Linked DNA regions of Homo sapiens: region 2 is linked to region 1. A link is a loop called in an ENCODE intact Hi-C map of the cell type or tissue named here. Cell type or tissue: PC-3. All regions are shown on one strand. Each heading gives the region's core, and the rest is flanking DNA. Links, peaks and the distances in the headings are about the cores only.

Evidence for each region. A loop is a pair of places that touch in the nucleus more often than their neighbours do. Peaks named below come from ENCODE experiments on the same cell type or tissue, not always from the same donor. Only the 100,000 strongest peaks of a DNase experiment are listed, where the experiment ranks them.
Region 2: it touches region 1 in a loop (4-fold over the local background); 48 of 110 quality-filtered maps call a loop at or near these places.

What each region holds. Positions count from the first base shown.
Region 1 is chr19:9,995,537-10,002,603 of GRCh38, forward strand. COL5A3 (collagen type V alpha 3 chain) reads right to left here. Exons shown (of 67, transcript NM_015719.4): 7 at 6,232-6,345; 8 at 5,988-6,134; 9 at 2,566-2,613; 10 at 2,448-2,489; 11 at 1,835-1,897; 12 at 1,079-1,153; 13 at 897-980; 14 at 670-726; 15 at 530-583; 16 at 28-81. Among named protein-coding and RNA genes, the nearest start is that of COL5A3, 11 kb to the right of the region's middle. RefSeq lists silencers at 3,102-3,330, 4,677-4,971 and enhancers at 5,961-6,462, 6,463-6,962. In PC-3, for the core only: CTCF peaks have their summits at 4,880 (motif pointing left) and 5,084; a DNase peak (open chromatin) is centred at 4,855.
Region 2 is chr19:9,938,484-9,948,498 of GRCh38, forward strand. No RefSeq gene overlaps it. Among named protein-coding and RNA genes, the nearest start is that of OLFM2, 7.0 kb to the left of the region's middle. In PC-3, for the core only: a CTCF peak has its summit at 7,394 (motif pointing right); a DNase peak (open chromatin) is centred at 7,188; H3K4me3 peaks cover 348 bases; H3K27ac peaks cover 1,962 bases.

The sequences.
Region 1 (7,067 bases), core at 3,810-6,309:
TGGTCTGGGGACCTAGCTGTCACTCACCATCTTGCCCACTCGGCCAGGGGGTCCATGAGGTCCCTGCAGGCCTCGGGGACCCTAGAAGAAAGCAAAAAGGAGGAAGGAAAGGAAAATAAGAAGAAAGAGGGACTTATTCTATTGTATTAAAAAAAATTAGAGATGGGGTCTTGCTGTATTGCCCAGGCCAGACACCTGGGCTCAAGCAATACTCCCTCCTCAGCCTCCCAAGTAGCTGAGACAAGTGTGTGCCACTGTACCCAGCTTGGAAGGACATATTTATTTATTGTATAGACAGGGCCTCCCTATGTTGCCCAGACTGGTCTTGAACTCCTGGCCTCAAGCAATCCTCCCACCTCGGCCTCCCAAAGTTCTGGGATTCCAGATGTGAGCCACCATTCTCTAGGAAAGTCATCAATTGCAAGGGTATCCCCAGCCCCTTTGGCACTTTCCCCATCCAGCACTGTATCTTGTGGTCCTGGGGGAAGGCTATTCCCATCCTATCCTGCCCTATCTCCACAAGTCTCACCTGTGGCCCTTCTGCTCCCTCCTCTCCTTTCAGACCTGGATGCCCGGGGAGACCCTTGGGGGAGGAGAGATGGAGGAGTGTGGGTAGATGATTCTTCACTAATGCATGCACCGCCCCCTCCACGCAGTCGCCTTACTCACCACAGGGCCTGGGCGCCCAGTGAGCCCCACTGGACCAGGGGGGCCTTTCATAGAGAGCTGGAAAGACAGAGGAGTCAGAGCTTGGGGCCTCCCACAAGACCCCCAACATTCCCCACAGAGGCATCTTCAGGAGAAAAATAACCCCCTTCTCCTGCCCAGCCCCTCCTTACGCCGAGGCTCTATCACTCTCTGGGGTTCCTCCCACTATGTCCACACCTCCCACTCACCTGAGTCTGCTGCAGAACTGCCTGAGCCTGGGCCTGCTGGAATGAGACTGGGGGGCCTTTAAAGGAGCCGCCTGCAAACTGGAACTGGGAGGAATTTAGTGGTGAGGGAAGCCCCCAGGAGAGGCCCCCTCCTGGATCAGGACTCCACTCCCCAAGGCTGGGCCACTCCATCTCCTTCTTACCGGCATCATGATCACAGTGCCCGGTGGGCCTCGGATCCCATCAATGCCGGGGATTCCTGGGAGGCCAGCAGGGCCCTGAGAGAGGGATGGGGGAAGAGAGGTGGAGACAGGGAGAGAGGGAGAGAGAGAGCGAGGACAGGGGAGGCACAGAAGGATGAGTCAGAAAGAGAGAGAGAGGGAGAGATGGAGAGAGACACAGAATCAAAGAGGGATCATGGCAAGGAAAGAGAGAGAAGTAGAGAGAAGTGGAAAGGAAAAGACAGAGATGGAACAGAGACAAAGAGAAGGGGAGAGAGGGATGGAGAAGGATGGGGGCAGATGGAGAGACATACAGAGACAGAAACAGAGAGACAGAGAGAGATAGACAGAGACAGAAAAGCCAGTGAAAGACAGACAGAGATGGAGAAATAGAGAGAGAGGCGAACATAGAGAGATGGACGGAGGGAGAGGGACAGAGACCAACAGAGAGAGACAGAAGAGAGACAGAGACAGAGTCACAACAGGAGAAAGACAGAGATAAAAGACACTCAGAAACAGAGACAGGCAAAAGAAGAAAAGCAAAGAGTAGGCCCCAGCAACACAAGGTGAACCAGAGAAATAGTTCACAGATGGGAGACAGAGAACAGAAGAGGTCAGTGCCAGCCCCGGGATGGTGTTCCCGAGTGCCACACCCTCATATCTATGTTCAGACTGTCACGCTCCCAGCCCCAAACCTCACTCCTCTGAGAAGTGTACACCCCAGTGGGAGTCTCTTACCGGTGGACCAGGGTCGCCAGGGAATCCTGGGGGGCCGGGAGGGCCTGAGGGGCCAACCACCCCCTGTTGGGGACAGAGAAACAGGAGTCACAGGAAGTGCAAAGTTTGAGCTAGGCTGACTTTCAACCTACCACTGACTCTAACCTCAGGCTGACCTCCCTACCCCACTACAGAGCCACTCCAACTCCCCTAATGCAATACTGACCCCCACTCACCCCCAACGCTACTCTCGGACCCCTCTTCTTTTTTTAGAGACGGTCTCACTCTGTCACCCATGCTGGAGTGCAGTGGCGTGATCATAGCTCACTGCAGCCTCCAACTCCTAGGCTCAAGCAATCCTCCCACCTTGGCCTCCCAAGTAGTTGGGACTACAGTTGGGTGCCACTATTTTTTAAAAAAATATATGGCTATTTTTAAAGAGATGGGGTCTTGCTATGTTGCCCAGTCTCTATATTGTTCATCCTCCCTATTTTGACTCACCCTTTAAGCCTCAAATGTCCACTACCCTCCACTTGGCCAGGCAACATTACACCCCAACTCCTCACTCCAGGGGATTAAACACCCCTCAGCTGGAAGGGAAAGACTGGAAGAAGGAAACACAGCCATGACTTACTTGGGGTCCTGGGGCTCCTGGAGGTCCCTCAAACTGCTGCCCCTGAAGGGAGAAGTGAGTGTCGGTGACCGCTGTCATCATGAAGCCTCTCAACCCCCTCACAATCCAGACCCCTCACCTTTTCAATCACTGCGGGCTCTCCTTTTGCTCCTTTCTCTCCAGCACCCTGGGGTGGGGTCAGGGGAGATGGAGAGAAAAGAGATGTGAACTTGGACATAAGCCCTTCAGTTATCTGATCACACACACTTGCACACACACACACACACACACACACGGAGTCCACCCTCAGAGCCCCTTCTCCTCTACTGTAACCAATATGCACTGAGAAGCTCAGCCCCCCGCATCCACCGGGCAATGCCATGCCAAGGTGAATGAAGAGCGTGAAATCCAGAGACTGCTGCCCAATACTGATCCTGCATCTGCCTCTTACTAACTGAGTGATCTAACTAAGTTGGGAAACTTAGTCAACCCCTATGGCCACTTACAGGTAACCGGTCAACCTGTAAAGTCAGTGGATGAATGACGCCTGTGTATATATCATGCAAAGATGAATGAATTAAAACAATGCTTGGCACACAACAAGCACTCCAGGTAACAAGGTAGCAAGGGCAAGTTAGTTACAACTATGTGTCTATGCGCCTCCCCTGTGGAACACCTAGGCTTTTCCTTTCTCCCTTTCTTTCTTTCCTTCTTCTTTTTCTTTCTTCTTTTTTTTTTTTTAAATGGAGTCTTGCTCTGTCCCCCAGGCTGGAGTGCAGTGGTGTGATCTCAGCTCACTGCACCTTCTACCTCCTGGGTTCTAGCGATTCTCCTGCCTCAGCCTCCCCAGTAGCTGGGACTACAGGTGCCCGCCAACACGCCTGGCTAATTTTTGTATTTTTAGTAGAGACCAGGTTTCACCATGTTGGTTAGGCTGGTCTCGAACTCCTGACTTAGGTGATCCACCCGCCTCATCCTCCCAAAGTGCTGGGATTACAGGCGTGAGCCACCATGCTTGGCTCCTTCCTTCCTTCCTTTCTTTCTTTTCTTTCTTTCTTTCTTTCTCTTTCTTTTTCTTTCTCTTTCTTTCTCTTTTTCTTTCTTCTTTCTTTTTTCTTTTTTTTCAGAGTCACTCTATTGCCCAGGCAGGCTTTTCCTTTTTTCTCTCTCTTTTTTCCTTCCTTCCTTCCTTCCTTCCTTCCTTCCTTCCTTCTCTTGCTTGCTTGCTTTGCTTGGCATTTTTTTTTTGACACAGGGTCACTCTATTGCCCAGGCTAGAATGCAGGGGTACAATCATGGCTCACTGCAACCTCGATCTCCTCAGACTCAGGTGATCCTCCCTCCTCAGCCTCCTGAGTAGCTGGGACCACAGGTGCACACAGCACCATGCCCAGCTATTTTTTATTTTATTTTTTTGTAGAGACAGGGTCTTGCTATGTTGCCCAGGCTGAACTCAAACTGGGAGCCACTGCACCTGGCCTTTTTTCTTTTCTTTTTTTCTTTTTTCTTTTTTTTTTTTTTTTGAGACAGAGTCTCCCTCTCGCGCCCAGGCTGAAGTGCAGTGGCGTGGTCTCGGCTTGCTGCAAGCTCCGCCTCCCGGGTTCACGCCATTCTGCCTCAGCCTCCCGAGAAGCTGGGACTACAGGCGCCCGCCACCACGCCCAGCTAATTTTTTTGTATTTTTTAGTACAGACAGCGTTTCACCATGTTAGCCAGGATGGTCTCAATCTCCTGACCTCGTGATCAGCCCTCCTCGGCCTCCCAAAGTGCTGGGATTACAGGCGTGAGCCACCGCGCCTGGCCCAAGCCTCTTTTCTTTTCTCTAGAGAAAGGTCTTGCTCTGCCACCCGGGCTGCAGTGCAGTGGTGTGATCATGGCTTCCTGAAGCCTCCACCTCCTGGGCTCAAGCGATCCTCCTGCTTCAGCTGGGACCAGAGGCACGAACCACCACGTTCGATTAATTTTTTGTATATTTTGTAAAGATAGGGTCTCGCTATGTTACCCAGGCTTGTCCCAAACTCTTGGGCTCAGGTGATCTTCCCGCCTCAACCTACCAAATTGCTGAGATTATAGGTGTGAGCCACCATACCTGGCCTCAGTTACCTCTTGATCTCTACCCTCTTCTCTTCTCCCTGCCCTTAACATAAAAAAAAAGCCTAAAATTTGTACTGACTTAAGATGGTGCTTCGGAACAACAGTCCACCATCTTCTTGGTTTGCTGTCTCTTGGAATAAACCTGCTTTTCCTTCCACCAATTCTCGTCTCTCTTGTTTTCCTTTCAAACATCAAGCCACCGAGCTTGGGTTCGGTTACATCGAATGCGTATCCATCTTTCTCCAAGACCAAAATGGAGCATGTCCCAAAGTGGTCCACTTCTCTGCGTCCCTCCCATCTTCCTCCAGGTCACGTCCCGACTGCAGATTGCGGGCTTCCCTGCTGCCCCTCTGGCTCCCCCTACTGTCCATGTGCCATTCAGCAGCCAGAGAGCTCTTTTTTTTTTTTTTTTTTTTTTTTTTTTTTAAGAGATGGGTCTCACTGTTGCCCAGGCTGGCCTCAAACTCCTGGCCTCAAGCGATCCTCCCGCCTCAGCCGCCCAAAGCATTGGGATTACAGCCGTGAGCCACTGCCCCCGGCCCAGGGGGAGCTTTTAAAGCTCCAAGTCAGATCATGTTCCTTCACAAGTGCTCAAGTGGCATCTCCTGGTGCTTGGAGTAAAAGCCAAGCGCCTCTCTCTAGTCACAGAGTCAACTATTAGCACAGTGCCTGACACAAGCAGGTGCAGAAGTCAAAAGAGAGACTGGCCTTTCGTGGCTCCAGGTAGAAATCCCTTCTAAGACCTCAAGATGTGAGAAAAGTAAGTAAATAAAATAACACAGGAACAGAAGACCATATACCACATGTTCTCACTTATAAGTGGGAGCTAAATGAGAACACATGGACACATAGAGGGGAACAACAGACACTGGGACCTATCGGAGGGTGGAGGGTGGGAGGAGGGAGAGGATCAGGAAAAATAACTAATGGGTACTAGGCTTAATACCTGAGTAATGAAATAAATAATCTGTACAACAAAACCCCATGACACAAGCTTACCTATGTAACAAGCCTGCACTTGTACCCCTGAACTTAAGATAAAAGTTTTTTTAAAAAAAGAAAAAATTAAATTAAATAATTTTTTTAAATTGTTCGGTTTTTTTTTTCAAGATGGAGTCTCACTTTGTTGCCCAGGCTGGAGTGCAGTGGCACGATCTTGGCTCATTGCAGCCTCTGCCTCCCGGGTTCAAGCAATTCTCCTGCCTCAGCCTTCCCAGTGGCTGGGATCACAGGCGCGCGCCACCGCTCCCAGCTAATTTTTTGTATTTTTAGTAGACATGGGATTTCACCACGTTGGTCAGGCTAGTCTCAATCTCCTGACCTCAAATGATCTGCCCACCTAGGTCTCCCAAAGTGTTCGGATTACAGGCGGGAGCCACTGCGCCCTGCCTAAATAAATAAATTTTAAAAAAATTTTAATAGGAATCCCACTCTCTTGCACCTAACCCCAGCCACCTAGAAACTCACAGGAAAGATCTGGAACTGAGTCCGAGATGGATATTCTGCTGCCCGGAAGTCAGGGCCCATGGTGGAATCATCTCCTTCTTCATCCTCCCTGGCTGCCTTGGTCTCCAGGGTCCCCAGCTCGGTTCCACTGTCAGGGTCCAAGCTCCTCTGAGAACGTTAGGAAAGACCAAAGTTTTCCCTGACCTCCTTATTTTCTGCCACCCCCGTAACCCTTGGGGTCTCCCCTCTTCCATCCCCATCCAACCTCTAGGATCGTGGCATTGAGTCCAGTAGTCACAGTGGAGGTGACGACCAAAGGCGTGGGGGTCGGAGGCAGATTTGGAGCTGGAGTCTCTGTCTTGGGGATGTCAGTGGAGGTCTGGAGCAGGGATGGAGGGAGCCTTGGGTCTCGGGTGAGGGCAATCAAGACAAAAGGGAGGCACCCTCCCACTGTCCCCAGGAGCTCCCAGTCCGGGGACAGGGACAGAGGAGGCTCCCCAAAGAGCACCAGAGGCCAATGGAGACAAAAGTGTGCCAGCTGGACCAGGGCTGCCAGCAGAGGGAGCCACCGTGGATGGAGGAGGTGCTGAGTCAGGCTGGCCCTGAAGCCCAGTGGTCAAGGTCAAGGTCCAACATTCAGGGCCAGGCTCCCGGAAGCCTAGCCCACATGTCCTCTCCCAAGGCAGAGTTCAGCGGCCAGCAGGCCACAGTCAGAGAGGGAGTGGCGGCTCCTTCTGGCCTGGACAGCTGCAGAGGAACTGGGTCAAGGTGGGGGTTGGGGGGGTGTGGGAAGAGGGTGGTGGGGTCCCAGGTGAGGGGACAAGGCTGAGGAAGGGGCTGAAGAGGGGCCCACTACTCCTGGTGTTTGTATTCTTGGCCAAGAAGATCTGGAACTGAGATGTAGTGCAACCAGTGACTCCCCCACCAGCCAAAGACCCCAAGCAATGACCCCCACCAAGGACCCCCCAACCCAGTGACCCACCAAGAATGACCTACATCAACAGACCCCAGTGATTCTAGAACCAGAGACCCACAAACAACCCCTCCCACTCCCATCAATGGCCTCAACCTGTTACTGCTCCATTCAGTGATTTTCCTAAC
Region 2 (10,015 bases), core at 5,850-8,349, 55 kb before region 1:
AATGAGTACATAATGAGATCCTAGGTGAAACCTAGGTAGAATGTAACGCCATGTTGGGTCCAGTAGGTCTTAGCCAGCTTGGTCCACACCCTGGTTTTCAGGATCTTATCAGCCCATAGCCTCTAGTCATGTGAAACGGCTGCCTGTGACCACCCTGGATCATTCCTGTCTCAACCCTACTGGGGATAAAACATGTCGATGATGGTTTTGTCAGGTCAATGAGAAAGAGCTTGGTGACCCACAGATCTGGGTTCAACCCTGGTGCTGCCACTTCTTGGCCATGTGACCTTAGGGAAAAAGCTTTCCCCCTCTTAGAAGACCTGTTTTTTGCAGTTATTGGGAGACATCTGTGACTCTAAGCAAAGAGAGCACCTAGCTAGCACTCACTCCCCAGCACGCCTTGCAATAACCAACCATGCACTGGGTTGAGGACACTCATCATGGGATGTGGACACAAAATAGAGTCTGAGCCTGCGAAGACATCCTGTTTATTCTTCTATCTCTTTTTTTTTTTTTTTTTTTTGAGATGGAGTCTCACACTGTCACACCCAGGCTGGAGTGCAGTGGCTTGATCTCGGCTTACAACCTCTGCCTTCCGGGTTCAAGGAATTCTCCCGCCTCGGCCTTCCAAGTAGCTGGGATTGCAGGTGCCTGCCACCAGGCCTGTCTAATTTTTCATATTTTTAGTAGAGATGGGGTTTCACCATATTGGCCAGGCTGGTCATGAACTCTTGACCTCAGGTGATCCACCTGCCTCAGCCTCCCAAAGTGCTGGGATTACAGGCATGAGCCACCGCACCCATCCTATTCTTCTATCTCCTTTTCCCAAATGGGAGACAGTCCTTTGTGGGCCCTTCAGGCCAAGCCTGCAGTTGGCATTGCATAAAAGGAGGACATTGGTTGGTAGGACCCACAAGCTCTTGACCAAGAGTGGGTCTCACGGTCAAGAGTCAGCACTCTTGACTCATGAATGCTGCATTTCAGGACCATGAACAGTGTCCTCCTTGGGCTCTGGTCACTAAGACGATCACAGTTACAACTAAGCTACAGCCTGTGTTATATGGTTGGAATTTGGTCGATATGCACTTAGATCTATTCCCCACTTTCCCCCTGCTCCCCTCTGTATCAGGGCAATGGCTCCTGCAAATTATCTTTCTCAGGTTCTCTACACACTACATTTCCCAGGCTTCTTTGCATCTGGTTAGGCTCAGCCAATGGGAGGTCTACAGGCAGATTGGAGGGTGCCAAGAAAGGAGAAGCCAGAGAATTTCCCCCCCTCCACTTTGAGTGTCTCTAGCCATGGCTGCTGTGCCTCCTCTGTGGTCTCAGTCCCATTAGGTATTCCCCACCATGGTGGGGGGTGGGGGCAGGTGACTGGCCAGGTAACTGCAGCTCCTGGATTCAGGTAACTACCACCTCCCTTTGTTGTTTCAGTCCTTGCAAAGATGATAGCTAGCAACTAGAGTTGATTCACCTGCTCCAGTTTGCGCTTAAAACCAACCTAATAGGGCCAGGTGCGGTGGCTCATACCTGTAATCCCAGCACTTTGGGAGGCTGAAGTGGGTGGATCACCTGAGGTCAGGTGTTTGAGACCAGCCTGCCCAACAAGGCAAAATGCTGTCTCTACTAAAAATACAAAAAATTAGCCAGGCATGGTAGCAGGTGTCTGTAATGCCAGCTACTGAGGAGGCTGAGGCAGAAGAATCGCTTGAACCCAGGAGGTAGAGATTGCAGTGAGCTGAGATCATGCCATTGCACTCCAGCCTGGGCAACAATAGTGAAACTCTGTCTCAAAAAAGAAAAAAACAAAAACAAAACCTACCTATCGGCTGAGTGCCATGGCTAACACTTCTAATCCCAACACTTTGGGAGGCTGAGGCAGGTGGATTGTTTGAGCCAAGGAGTTCAAGACCAGCCTGGCCAACATCTCTGTAGAGATGCTGCATCTCTACCAAAAATACAAAAATGAGCCAGGCATGGTGGTGCACACCTGTAGTCTCAGCTACTCAGGAGGCTGAGGTGGGACGATCATCTGAGCCTGAGAAGGTCGAGACTGCAGTGAGCTATGATTACTCCACTGCACTCCAGCCTGGGCAACAGAGTGAGACCCTGTCTCAAAAAACCCCACAAAAGCAAACAAACAAACAAACCTACCTACCTAATACCTCAGTGTGTGGCTAATTAAAGTCCCCATATTAAATTCTTTCTATTGAATTTGCTGGGATGGGCTGTTTTTCTGACTGGACCTTAGTCAATGCATTCGATGCCGTTGGTCGTTGACTGGTATGGTTAGTGGCCCTCTGGGTGTCCTGATGGCATTGTGGTTTGTGTCCTGTTGAACCGGGATCTGTGCTGCCGTCAACATCCTGGTTCTGCCAGGGTCAGCATTGTGGTCAGAATTGTGGTCACTCCTGGTCATTCTTGGTTGTGTTGTGGTCAGTGTGGTGATTAGTACTACAGTCAGTTTCCTGGTTATGCTGTGCTCTGTCCTAGTGCTATGGTCCTTGTCCTGAGCTTGCTGTGGATAATGACCTGGCCAAGCTATGGTCAAAATTATGATTGAGTCATACTAAGGTCAAAGTCACACTCAGCATCCTAGTTGCACTGATATCAGCTTCAAGGTCAGCACTGTGGTTAATGTTAAGAAGAGTGCACTGTCTATGGTGCAGTGGTCAGAATTGTGGGCCATCATTGAAGAGACATCAGGATCCGCTTCTCAAGGATCTATTGTGGCAAAATGGATGAACTGGGGACTCAGGGTCTGGCACTGGGCACAGGTCATTCTCCATGACAGGAAGCAGGGAGGCAGGGCGTTGGATCTTGCCATCTGGCCATTGGGTTTTTCTAATTGGCACTTGGACAGCCAATTAGACAGGAACTTGGACAGCCATGGGTTCCTGTCACCCTCTCACAGCCCACATCTGTTTCCTCACACCCTGCACCACCCACTTCATAGAGAAAATGATCATGAAGTGAATGCCTGCCAACACATACCTTTGCTCTTGCTAATCCCTGAATATATTATTTAGAGGTCCTTTGGTAGAATTTAGCAGAAACTCAACTTGAACTGGATTAAGAAAAAAAATCTATTGGCTCATATAACTTAAACAAAAATGAGGGTAGTGGAATTCAGTCATGGCTGGATCCAGGGTTTCTGTTATATCATCAGGATTCTGTCTCTCTCCATTCCTCATCTCTCATTTCTCATCTCTCATTTCTCATTCCATGCTGTCTTTTGGGAAGGATTCACTTTTAGCCAAGAGATGACAAAGATGGTTTCCAGAAGCTTCTCTCTTCCAAGCTCAGCAGCATCAGCAAAAAGAGAGCTTGCAAAATAATGTCTCATTATGCATCCCAAGTTGTGTGCCCATCCTGAACCAATTATGTATTCAGAGGAATTCATTATTTGGCTTGGCTAGGTCTGGCTCATAGATCACCCCCACGGAGCCAGAGAGTGCAGTTAGCCTTATTCAACCTACATTGGATAGGAAGTGGGAGGTAGAGAAGGATATAGAATGTTGACCACTAAAAGAGAGAAAGGACACTGTACAAGCAAAACCAAAATATATGGTTTTGGGCAGGGGGTGGTTCTTGGCATCATTTCAACCCCCTAGTATGCATTCCTTATTATAGAGCCTGCAAAGCGAAAATACTTCCAGACTCCCTTGCAGCTAAACTTCTGTAGGCCAATTAGGTTTCATCCATTAGAAGCATGAGAAGTGGGTGGTGGAAGAAGGTGGAATTAATCTTCCTGTTATGCTGGTAGAGGCAGCTGCTAAGCACAATTGGGAGACACTGGATTTTCCTGCAGGAATGTTCCTGTTTCCAATTGTGAGAACAACCCGTTTTTGTTGAGAGTCCATTGCAGTAACAATGATGACTGCCTCCGTATCTCTGAATTGCAACTTTCCTGGTGTTTTCATTGTTTTGTTGTTCCTGTTGCTGTTGTTGTTGTTGTTGTTTTTGAGATAGAGTCTCGCTGTGTCACCCAGGCTGGAGTGAAGTGATGGGATCTTGGCTCACTGCAACCTCCACCTCCCAGACTCAAGCAATCCTTCCACCTCAGTCCATCCCAGTAAATGGGACTGCAGTTGCATGCCACCACACCTTGCTAATTTTCTGTATTTTCTGTAGAGATGGAGTCTCTCCATTTGCCTAGGCTTGTCTCAAACTCCTGGGCTCAAGGGATCCACCCGCATTGGCCTCCCAAAGTGCTAGGATTACAGGCGTGAGTCACCACGCCCAGCCATGCTGTTCCTTTTTATGGTTCAATAATATTCCATTGTGTGGATATCCCATATTTTGTTCATTAATTATGGTGATGTAGTCTTAAAGTCAAAAATCCCCACTCTAGGGGATAATTCTCCACCTCCCTGCTAATAATAGAGGCAGAAGCTCCTGCTTGGGTGAGTTGGGAGGTGATGGTTTTTGTTTTGTTTTTGTTTTTGTTTTGAGATGGAGCCTCGCTCTGTTGCCCAGGCTGGAGTGCAGTGGTACAATCTCAGCTCACTGCAACCTCCACCTCCTGGATTCAAGCAATTCTCCTGCTTCAGCCTCCAGAGTAACTGGGATTACAGGCACATGCCATCACGCCCAGCTAGTTTTTTGTATTTTTAGTAGAGACAGGGTTTCACTATGTTGGCCAGGCTGGTCTTGAACTCCTGACCTCAAGTGATGTGCCTTCCTTGGCCTCCCAAAGGGATAGGATTACAGGGGTGAGCCATTGCTCCCAGCCGGGAGGTGGTGTTTTGTAGCAAGTCATTCTATCGGCTTTCCCTAGATCCCTATTCTCCAGCCTTGGTTCTGTAAGCACCAAGTTCCCTGGTTTTGGTTCTCATTTCCTGCAACTAAACCGTGATTGATATGTGCTTGGAAGATTCATTCCCTTTATCTGTCTGAAGAGAACCTCATAATTCACGAAGCCCCAATACTCCAAGCTATTCATGACCTACCTACTCAGTACTCCCTCCTGGACCATGCTGGAAACATCTCTTTAACAGGAACCTTCCTGACTCACTGAGCTCCAGTGAAGCACCCACCACTGGGATACATCCTCTCCATACATTAATTCCTTGAGTTCTTACAACAACCCTGTAGGGTAGGCACTGTTATCCCCCATTTAAAAATGCAGGCCAGGTGCAGCAGCTCATACCTATAATCCCAGCACTTTGGGAGGCAGAGGACTGCAGATCACTTGAGCCCAGGAGTTTGAGACCAGCCTGGCAACATGGCAAAACCCCATCTCTACAACAAATACAAAAAGTAGCTAGGCATGGTGGCTTGCGCCTGTAGTACTAGCTACTTGGAAGGCTGAGGAGGGAAGATCGTTTGAGCCCAGGAGGTCGAGGCTGCAGTGAGCTGCAATTGCACCACTGCCCTCCAGCCTGGGTGACAGAGCGAGACCCTGTCTCTAATAAATAAATAAATGAAAACTTTGAGGCTCAGAGAGGTTAAGTAATTTGCCCGAGGTCACCCAGCTATAAAGGGCAGACACAGGATTCAGACTCAGTTCCATCTGACTCAAAGCCAACCTATTGACCGGGTGCAGTGGCTGGCACCTGTATTCCCAGCACTTTAGGAGACCAAGGTGGGAGGATCACTTGAGCCCAGGAGTTCTAGGCTGCAGTGACCTGTGATGGTGCCACTGTACTCCAGCCTGGGTGACAGAGTAAGACCTTGTCTCTTTTCTTTTTTTCAAAAAAAGAAAAAAAAAAAGGAAGTAGTTGGGGTCTCGCCCAGGTAATTCTTTTTTTTTTTGGGGGGGAGATGGAGTCTTGCTCAGTCGCCCAGGCTGGAGTGCAGTGGCGCGATCTCGGTTCACTGCAAGCTCTGCCTCCTGGGTTCACACCATTCTCCTGCCTCAGCCTCCCGAGTAGCTGGGACTACCGGCACCTGCCACCACGCCCAGCTAATTTTTTTGTATTTTTAGTAGAGACAGGGTTTCACCATGTTAGCCAGGATGGTCTCGATCTCCTGACCTCGTGATCCACCCACCTTGGCCTCCCAAAGTGCTGGGATTACAGGCATGAGCCACTATGCCCAACCTCACCCAGGTAATTCTTTTAATTAATGAGAGCCCATCTCTACTAAAAATAAAAAATTATCTGAGCATGGTGCCTTGTGCCTGTAGTCTCACCTACTCTGGAAGCTGAAGCAGGAGAATTGCTTGAGCCTGAGAGATTGAGGCTTCAGTGAGCTGATTGCACCACTGGACTCCAGCCTGGGCAACAGAGTGAGACCTTGTCTCAAAAAAGAAAGAAAGAAAGGGGCCAGGCACTGTGGTTCACAACTGCAATCCCAGCACTTTGGGAGGCCACGGTGGGTGGATTACTTGAGGTCAGAAGTTTGAGACTAGCCGGGCCAACATGATGAAACCCCGTCTCTACTAAAAATACAAAAATTAGCCTGGCATGGTGGCGCATGCCTGTAATCCCAGCTACTCGGGAGGCTGAGGCAGGAGAATTGCTTGAAACCGAGAGATGGAGGTTGCAGTAAGCTGAGATCACTGCACTCCAGCCTGGGTGACAGAATAAGACGAAAGAGAGAAAGAGAGAGGGAAAGAAAGAAAGAGAGAGAGAGAGAGAGAGAAAGAAAGAAAGAAAGAAAGAAAGAAAGAAAGAAAGAAAGAAAGAAAGAAAGAAGAAAGCAAGAAGGAAGGAAGGAAGGAAAGAAAGCAGCAGAAAAAGAGGAAGGAAGGGAGGAAGGAAAGAAGGAAGGAAGGAAGGGAGGGAGGGAGGGAAGGAAGGAAGGAAGGAAGGAAGGAAAGAGAGAGAGAGAAAGAAAATAGACACACACACAACTCCACAAAACCCACAATTCAGACACACAGCTCACACACAGGTCTCCAGCATAGACATATTTATACATCCGTTTACTCAAACACTCACAATACAATCACATAAAACAGGCAGACAGTTCACATGCCAACACACTCTTGCACAGACACGCAAACAGAAGCATGGAATTTGTACAGAGCACGCTCACAGTGTCTGATCCATAACTCAGACACGGAGTCACGCCCACAAAGGCACAGTAGAGGCAGAGTTCACACACAAACAGACCCGCGGGGACCCACGACACAGCCCTCTGACACGAGGACGCCAGGCCAGGGCAGCGTGGGAATGAGGCTGCAAGGAGGGAGTGAGGTGGAGAGGATGACTCAGGAGGCCTCTCTGGGGGAGGAGGAGGGAAGGGGGAGGAGGGCAGGCATCCAGCGCATGTGGTTCCTATTAGGGGCCTGGGAATTGAGGCATGAGCTGGCGGGACAAGGAGACCCAGGAACGCTTCCCAGCCTTACCAAAGCAGGAAGGAGCAGGGCCCTGATCTAAGGCCATGCGGCCGGAACTTGGCTCAGAACCACAGCCGTTCTAAGGCAGAGTGGTCTGCCCCAAGCCAGGCCCAGCAGGGGGCTCATTTCAACCCCTGCGATAGTCCTGGAGAAGATTTCTTTTTATTTTTTCTTCTTTCTTTCTTTCTTTTTTTTTTTTTTCTGAGACAGAGTTTCGCTCTTGTTGCCCAGGCTGCAGTGCAATGGCGCGATCTCAGCTCACTGGAACCTCCACCTCCCAGGTTCAAGCGATTCTCCTGCCTCAGCTACCCGAGTAGCTGGGATTACAGGCTCCTGCCACATGCCTGGCTAATTTTTGTATTTTTAGTAGAGACAGGGTTTCACCATGTTGGTCAGGCTGGTCTTCAACTCCTGACCTCAGGTGATACGCCTGCCTCGGCCTCCCAAAGTGCTGGAATTACAGGCATGAGCCACCAAGCTGGGCCCCTTTCTTTCTTTTTTTGAGACAGGGCCTCACTCTGTCACCCAGGCTGGAGTGTGGTAGCACAATCACAGCTCATTGTAGCCTCGACCTCCCCAGGCTCAGGTGATCCTCCTACCTCAGCCTCCCAGGTAGCTGGTACTACAGGTGCACACCGCCACCATGCCCAGCTAATTGTATTTTTTATAGAGATGGGGTTTCACCATGTTGCCCAGGCTGTTCTGGTCTTGAACTCCTGGGCTCAAGTGATCAACTCGCCTTGGTCTCCCAAAGGGTTGGGATTACAGGCATGAGCCACCCGGCCTGGACTTTTTTCTTTTTTTTTTTTTTTTGAGACAGGGTCTTGCTCTGTCGCCCAGGCTGGAGTACAGTGGTGCAATCATGGCTCACTGCAGCCTCGACATCCTGGCCTCAGGCAATCCTCCTTGGAGGGTTTCGTAGGGGAGGAAAGTGACATTCAGAAAGGTGAAGCAACTTGCCTGAGGTCACACAGCAAGGAGGTAGAGGAGCTAGGATTCAAGCCCTTGTCTCTGTGCAGCCTCCTCTCCCCACCTTGTAGTAGAGGCCAGGACCCCTCCATTTAAGCTACAAGCAGAGATCAAGAACTGACACCTGGACCAGGCTGCACTGGATTTGTGGCTCTGAAACAGCCAGCTCTGGCCAGGCGCGGTGGCTCTTGCAAGTAATCCCAGCACTTTGGGAGGCCAAGGCAGATGGATCACTTGAGGCCAGGAATTTGAGACCAGCCTGACCAATATGATGAAACCCTGTCTTTACTAAAAATACCAAAAATTAGTCAAGCGTGGTGGTGTGTGCCTGTAGTCCCAGCTACTGGGGAGACTGAGGCAGGAGAATCACTTGAATCCAGGAGGCGGAGGTTGGTGGGCCGAGATCACGCTACTGCACTCCAGCCTGGGGAGCAGAGTGAGGCTCTGTCTCAAAAAAAAAAAGAAAAAAAAAGGGAAAGAAAAAGCCAGCCCCATCCTCAAATAACTTAGAGTCAAGAGCGTGCTGTGTGCACATGTGGGCAAGGTTCTCTGGGCGTGTATGGGAGGCCCTGACGTAGCCTGGGTTGTTTGCCATGAGGGGCGGATGCTGGAGATGAAACCTGAAGGATGCAGAGGAGCTAGCAGGGCTCGGTGGGCAGCAAGAAGACCCTGGGGCTGCAAGGTTCAGAGAGTTAGGTCACCTGGTGAGGGACAGTGACAGGGGAAGCCCAAGATTCTAGGTCAGAGGACTTGGGCTTTATCTTAGGGTTAACAGGGAAGCCTCAGAAGAATGGTGAGAGGAAAGGGACAGGGTGAAGTCTGAGTGACCAGCACGAAGTCCACACCCAGGACAGCTGAACATGTGCCTCCCCCATAACCCAGAATTTCTATTCTTAGCAATCTATACACCCTAGAGACACTTATCTATGTGCACAAAAGACACACGCTGTGGCCGGGTGCAGTGGCTCATGCCTGCAATCCCAGCACTTTGGGAGGCCAAGGCGGGAGGATGGGTTGAGCCCAAGAGTTCCAGACCAGCCTGGGCAACAGGGCAAGACCTCCTCTCTATAAAATAATAATAATAATAATAATAATAATAATAATAATAATAATAAAACTACCTGGTCATGGTGATTTGCGCCTTCTATTTGGGAGGATGAGGTGGGAGAATCACTTGAGCCCAGGAGTTGAAGGCTGCAGTGAGCTATCATTGCACCGCTGCACCCCAGCCTGGGCAAGAGCAAGACCCTGTCTCTTAAAAAAAAAAAAGACACATGGCTGGGCCGGGTGCAGTGGCCCATGCCTGTAACCCCAGCACTTTGGGAGGCCAAGGTGGGTGGATCACAAGGTCAGGAGTTTGAGACCAGCCTGGCCAACATGGTGAAACCCCCGTCTCTACTAAAAATACAAAAATTAGCAGGGCGTGGTGGTGCGCACCTGTAGTCCTAGCTACTCAGGAGGCTGAGGCAGGAGAATCGCTTGAACCCGCAAGGCGGAGGTTGCAGTGAGCCGAGATCAGGCCACTGCATTCCAGCCTGGGTGACAGACGGACAATCTGTCCCAAAAAAAAAAAAAAAAGACACATGGCCAGGCACAGTGGCTCTTGCCTGTAATCCCAGCACTTTGGGAGGCCAAGGTGGGTGGATCACGAGGTCAGGAGATCGATACCATCCTGGCTAACACGGTGAAACCCCATCTCTACTAAAAATAGAAAAAATTAGCTGGGCATGGTGGCGGGCGCCTGTAGTCCCAGCTACT